Regions from separate parts of the Homo sapiens genome. Here region 1 is linked to region 2. The links are chromatin loops, found by intact Hi-C in ENCODE. Cell type or tissue: PC-9. All regions are shown on one strand. Links, peaks and the distances in the headings refer to the core of each region. The heading gives the core; the rest is flanking DNA.

Evidence for each region. A loop is a pair of places that touch in the nucleus more often than their neighbours do. Peaks named below come from ENCODE experiments on the same cell type or tissue, not always from the same donor. Only the 100,000 strongest peaks of a DNase experiment are listed, where the experiment ranks them.
Region 1: a loop joins it to region 2, with 6 times the contacts of the local background. A loop is called at or near these places in 7 of 110 quality-filtered maps.

What each region holds. Positions count from the first base shown.
Region 1 is chr17:41,665,872-41,668,777 of GRCh38, reverse strand. No RefSeq gene overlaps it. Among named protein-coding and RNA genes, the nearest start is that of EIF1, 22 kb to the left of the region's middle. RefSeq lists enhancers at 1,288-1,517, 2,388-2,517, 2,548-2,906 and a silencer at 2,578-2,817. In PC-9, for the core only: CTCF peaks have their summits at 1,415, 1,614 (motif pointing right), 2,473 and 2,679 (motif pointing right); a DNase peak (open chromatin) is centred at 1,607; H3K4me3 peaks cover 962 bases; H3K27ac peaks cover 490 bases.
Region 2 is chr17:41,416,281-41,419,186 of GRCh38, reverse strand. No RefSeq gene overlaps it. Among named protein-coding and RNA genes, the nearest start is that of KRT37, 6.9 kb to the left of the region's middle. In PC-9, for the core only: CTCF peaks have their summits at 1,290 and 1,493 (motif pointing left); DNase peaks (open chromatin) are centred at 866 and 1,326; H3K27ac peaks cover 2,500 bases.

The sequences.
Region 1 (2,906 bases), core at 206-2,705, 250 kb before region 2:
AAAGATTCCTCTCGGAGGTCCCTTCTCTGGATGAGAAATTAGCTCTTATCTTCACAGACTGGGAAGTGAGGCTGCAACAGACCTGAATAAATAAACTTTCCAGGCTGGGTGTGGTGGCTCACACCTGTAATCCCAGCACTTTGGGAGGCTGAGGTGTGTGGATCATATGAGGTCAGGAGTTCGAGACCAGCCTTCAGAGACCAGCTCTGGCCCTCCCGGATGCCTCTGTCTGCCCCCGCTTCGGCTGCTGCGCTGTGCCAGCAGGTCCCGCAGGGCTTCACATTCCTCACTCAGGTCTTCCATTCAAGAAATGTTCATTGACTGATACTGAGCAGGCCACTGGGGTGAGTGGTCAATAAGACCCAGCCGCCACACTGAAGTAAAGTTGGTGGGGAGACAGACCACAGTCACGCACCATACAGGCCATGATGGGCAAATGTCAAGGGTGTACGGGGCAGGGGCATCACAGCTACGGCACCCAACCCAACCTGCAAGGTATAGGAAGGATTCCTGGAAAAAGGAACCACTAAGCTAAGACCACAGGGCAAGTGAAGCTCAGCCAGGCAAAGGGAAGACGTGGGCCCAAGCTGACTAGAAAGGCCCAGAGGCCATCATAAGACACTGGGAAGGGGAGGGGCCGGAGCAGTGCACAGGGGCCAGACCACGAGGGTGGGCAAGGGGGTGGGGTTTATCCATCTCAAAAAGAAAAAAAAAAGATAAATAAATAAAATATGAGTCAAATGCATGATGGATTAAGCTGCTTTATTTACTATAAAGTCTGTACACATATGAGCAATAACTATTACTTCCTCTTTTATTAATGTATTCTTTCTGGCTTCCTGAAGGACGTCTTCACTGGGATGTTCTGCCAGGAACTTAAACCCCAGCCCTGGTCTCCCCTGCGTGGCCCCTGACTTCCCAGCTCTGCCAGTGGCACCACCATCCGCGTCGCTCATGCCTCCTCCTGTTCTCCTTCCTTCCTAATTGCTCTGAAACCTCACCCATTTGCCCCCGTTCCCCAGCTATCATGCTCTTTTCCTGGACAGACTTCTGGTCAAGCTGCTGGCTTGCTCAAAGACCTTTGTTGGCCGCGTGGCCTAAAGGGTTAAGTGAAACCTCCTACCTGGGCACTGGAGGACCTGGCCATGCTGCTCTCCCCTTCACAGTTGACCTAGACTTGGGACAAGCTGGATTCCTGAGAATCCGTGTTTCCTGCCCCTGTGCCTTTGCTCAGGCTGGTCTCTCCGCCTGGAGCGCCTTCCTTCATCTCTGTTTGCCCCAGCCCCGCCTGCCCTGTAAGGCCCAGTCTCGACACGGCTTTGCTGCAGGAGGGCTTTCTCGATGTGCTTCGGGGCAGGCTGCCTCCACCTTTTGGAACCTTTTGCACGATCTTCTATTTTGGGCGGTATCTGGCGCCGAGTTGAGTGTTGGATCATGTCATTTGAAGGCCATCCTACCGAACTGTAAGCTCTTTCAGGGCACGGGCTGCGTCTTGTCCCTTTCTATGTCCCTTGTAGCCTCAGCATGGGGCCCGGTTTCACTCAACCCAAGGGTGACCCGGCATTTCAGGTTCAATGCAGAGCGGCCTGACAGGCACACTTCCTGCAATGGCCACAGGATGGCAGCACAGACCGGGTTTCGGCACCTAGGCGCGCCTCCCGCACCCACCGCACTATTCAACGTTTCTCGACCCTAGTGGAGTACCCGGTCCCCTGGAGATGTTGTGCAGGAGGGTCCCCTCTCTAGGGCTGGGGGCTTTAGGGCTGGGGAAGAGGCACCAGGGGCAGAGCCTCTGGACCCCACCTGGAGTCCTGTAGTGAGTGCGTTTCCTCCCCTTCCCAGCGGCCCCTTTTCCAAGAGAGAACTTGCGGAGGGGGGAGGGGGTGGGGGGTGAGGAAGGAGCACTAGGGAGGGAGTCGGCGGGTTTGGGTCCTGGTTCTGTGCTGCGGTCCTGGGCAGGTGTGGTGTGTAACGGGAAAGGGCCTGTCACAAAGCGTGGCAAATGTGCTCGTGGCAGATGCCCACGAACGTTTGTCTCCCTGTCCTCTGGCCTCCACCTCCCCTGCAATTTTCCCAAAGGCAAAATGATGGGTTGGACAAACGATAGGAAATGTAGCCACGTTCGCTGCGCATGGGGCAAGGTGGGGGTGGGGGTGGGGTTTCCGGGGCACCAGATCGCTCTGCTCCCATCTCAAGGCCCCTGCTTCTGGAGGCAGGGTTAGCTCCACGTAGGCAGAGGAAACACCCCGGGTTTCTTAGGATTCTTGCTGTGTGACCTTGGGAAGTCCCCGCACGCCTCTGGCTGCAGCTGCCGCCTGTGAAAGAAGGGGCTGCACTTCCTGGATGGTGGAAGGTTGCTAAGGTAACCACAAAGTGCCCGCTCAGCAGCAGCTGCCGTCATCATCATAGTTATTATTATTAGGGTTTCGTCCTGTGCCAGCATTTGACAATTCTAACCCCACCTGGAGGCCTGCTAAGAGAGCAGGCGAGGGCTGGTGATCATTTAGGGATGCCTAAAATGTTTGCAGGGGGAGCAGGAGAGAGGAAGGACAAAGGATGTTCATGAGGGTCAAAGACCTGGGTTTGGGGCTTCTCGGGGCGAGGGGGTGCGGAGGGAGGGCCCCAGATCGCGCCTTCTCCCTTTAGGTCTGGTCCCGGGGTGGCGGCGCGCGTGCGCAGGAGGAGGCCGTGGGCCCGGCCAGCAGAGGGCGCCGCGAGCACCACGCCCGGGCTTAGCTGTGCGGGGCTCCGCCTTGCTGCGCAGTGGGCAAGCCGGTCTGGCTGCGATGGGGGAGGGCTACGCTGGGGAGCTGCGGGTAAGGGCAGCTGTCACCGTTTTCAGTTGTTGGTCGGTGTCCTGTGTGGCATTGTGGGTTTGCCTGTAACCACCACATGTTCATTCATTT
Region 2 (2,906 bases), core at 126-2,625:
GGAACCCACAAGAGTCATGTTTTAAGAAGTGGCCATGACCCTCCCTGACCCTCAGTGTGATGGGGTTGTGGAGATCCGACCTGTCCCCACCTTTCTTGGCCAGGTCACACCCTTAACAAGCTCTACCTATGAGGTCCCATGGCTAGGTGTGACAGGAGGTGCCACTCAGGTACATAGAAAATGAAGGCTAGAGGCTGGCAGGTGGGTAACCAGTGCAGTCAGGACACCTGGACCCTGGGGTTTTACTCACATTCGTTATCCTAGCCTGAGAGCTTAGGGCTCCCTCTGGTACCAAATCCCAGACATCTTTTCTTGCAAGTGATTCTCCCGCCTGGACATTCTGTGCCTGTCCCTGGCCTCTCTGCCTCACATACTCTCACCGACTGGATGGATATAGCCCTGAATGTGGCACAATAGGCTTTGCTTTGGCCACAATAACTGCAACCAGGTGTCTCTTATTTTCCTTCTCCTGAGGCTTCTGCTCCCTTGGCTGGGGGCCACATCTGGTTCTGAGCCACCTAGTGCTTAGCCCGTCCCTCTTCAGTTCACCAATCCTGCACTGCCTGTGGGCTGATGTGTGATATTTCTTCCCAGCCTTCACGTGGTAACATCAGTTGCGGCTCATGAGGCCCATGCACTTATGTATTTTTTGACACCAAATGCCATTTCTCACAAATTCCAGCAAAGTGGAAAGGAGAAAGGGTAAACAGCTACAGGCTGCTGGGGTGGACACTGCAGTCACCGAGAGAGCTCTGGGGAAGGGCCCACTCCTGCTCCCACCACTGTCTACACTGGGAAGCCAAGAAGATTGAAGTGAATTTCTGGACTTTCCTGAACAGGAGCATTTTTTATTTGGATAGTTTTTTTGTAGACGATGATATGTGATACCTAAGGCTGATGGTGTGTGCCCCACCCTCCCCTCCTTCCCCCCAGCATCTTCTCTTTGTCTTCCTGACCAAGAACAAAATCAATTTCATCTGTTCTCATGGCCACTTATAATCTTCATGAGCTCAGCTTGAAGCTCATGAAGTTCTCAGCCTGTTTAAATTAAACCATTTTTAATGTATCTTTTTTCTACCTAATTCAGTGTTTCATAACCATGCCTTCCCACTTAATAAATGTAAAGATATCTTGCCTTCTCACTTAATGTTTTAACTTTCAAAAATGTAAATACCAAACTCGTATCATGACTAAAAGACAGCTCATTTCAAATACAGGTTATGCTTGTTTTCAAATGACACTTCCTCTAACTAAAATAACTTCCCTGCCATCTGTTTTAGATATTCCAAACATCACCTCCCCACTGGGGCTAGGGGGTGATACACAGACTCTCCCAGTTAGAATCACCGTTCCTATTCAAGTATGAGCCCCTGGGCTAAGCTTACCTGCTTTACCTGCCTGCCAGGTGTAATACGTTTTAGCTTCTGAGGAGGAGGGTTTCTCAGTGACCCAGGCTGCTCTGCCCTGGCCCCAGGCCTTTGTCTGTGACCCCCTAGTGGCCAGTCCCAGGTAGCTATATTTCACACTCATCCTCTCCAAACTTGAATGCAGCTTCTCCCGCTCTAGCCAGCTCTTTCCTTTGACTTCTCAGCTCCCTTGAAGCACACAATTGTCCTAGGAACTTGGGGGTGACCTTGGGGCCACTTTCGGTTTCTCTTCCTCCTTTGACCCCATATACAGTAATTCTCCCTGTCTTGTAGAGTCCTTCTGCAGCATCTATGTCCTTTGTGCCTTCCTTTACTTCAGCACTGCTGGTGGCTGGTTTTGGGTTCCATCACATCCTGCCTGGATTCTTGTAAGAGCCTCCTCCTGCTCTCTTCTGTGCCAGGTTTGTTCTGCACACACCACCAGCCCTTCACTCTTTTGTGTTCTATTTATTGAGTAAATATTATGTACAAGGCACTGTATTGCATGCTAGAGAGCATACGAAATGAAGATGGAGTGTTCCCACTCCAGGGTGCACACTGGGCAGTGGTAAAAGGAAAATGGGGCCGGGCGCAGTGGTTCACGCGTGTAATCCTAGCACTTTGGGAGGCCGAGGCAGGTGGATCATCTGAGGTCAGGAGTTTGAGACCAGCCTGACCAACATGGTGAAACCTCGTCTCTACTAAAAATACAAAATCAGCCAAGCATGGTGGCACATGCCTGTAATCCCAACTACGCCAGAGGCGGAGGCAGGAGAATCACTTGAACCCGGGAGGCGGAGGTTGTAGTGAGCTGAGATCACGCCACTGCACTCCAGCCTGGGCGACAGAGCGAGACTCCGTCTAAAACAATAACAACAACAAAAACAAAACAAATAAACAAACAAAAAAGAAAATGAAATGTCAGGGCTTTCTAAATTTATTATGCCGAAGTGAAAAATTAAGCCTTGGAAACTGGGTCATGCGATATAGCTGTTCTTCTTCTCTCCTGCAAAGACAGTTGCTTCCTGACTTGTGTGTTGACATGTTGCATAGTAACCAGACTCCCTTGTCTGTATTCAAACCTAGAGTAAATGACATTGGAGAAGGAGGCCCTTGTGACTGCTACCTTTTTACAATAGAATGTTAAGCAACCCCATGAGAGTGTAATCAATAGCGGTCAATCAGATCTTACATCTGTACACTAGCCTTTGTGTGGAAAACGTCGTAATTCTGTTCAGCACCTCTATTTTTGCCTATATAAGTGATCTTCATTTTCCCCCTGCACTGGGAGTACTGATTGCCATTCTTCGGTGTTCGTGTGTCCCCAGAAGACGGCTCTCACATGCCATGCTTGAAAAAACTCTTTTTAACCAGATCCTGAGCCTTTTGATTATTTTAGGTTGACAGGCACTGGATTAATTTTCTAAAATTTCTCCTTTGATTCTCTCTTTCATCTGCTCAAAAACCTCCAGAGGACTCTGTTCTGTTTCTAGCTCTTCA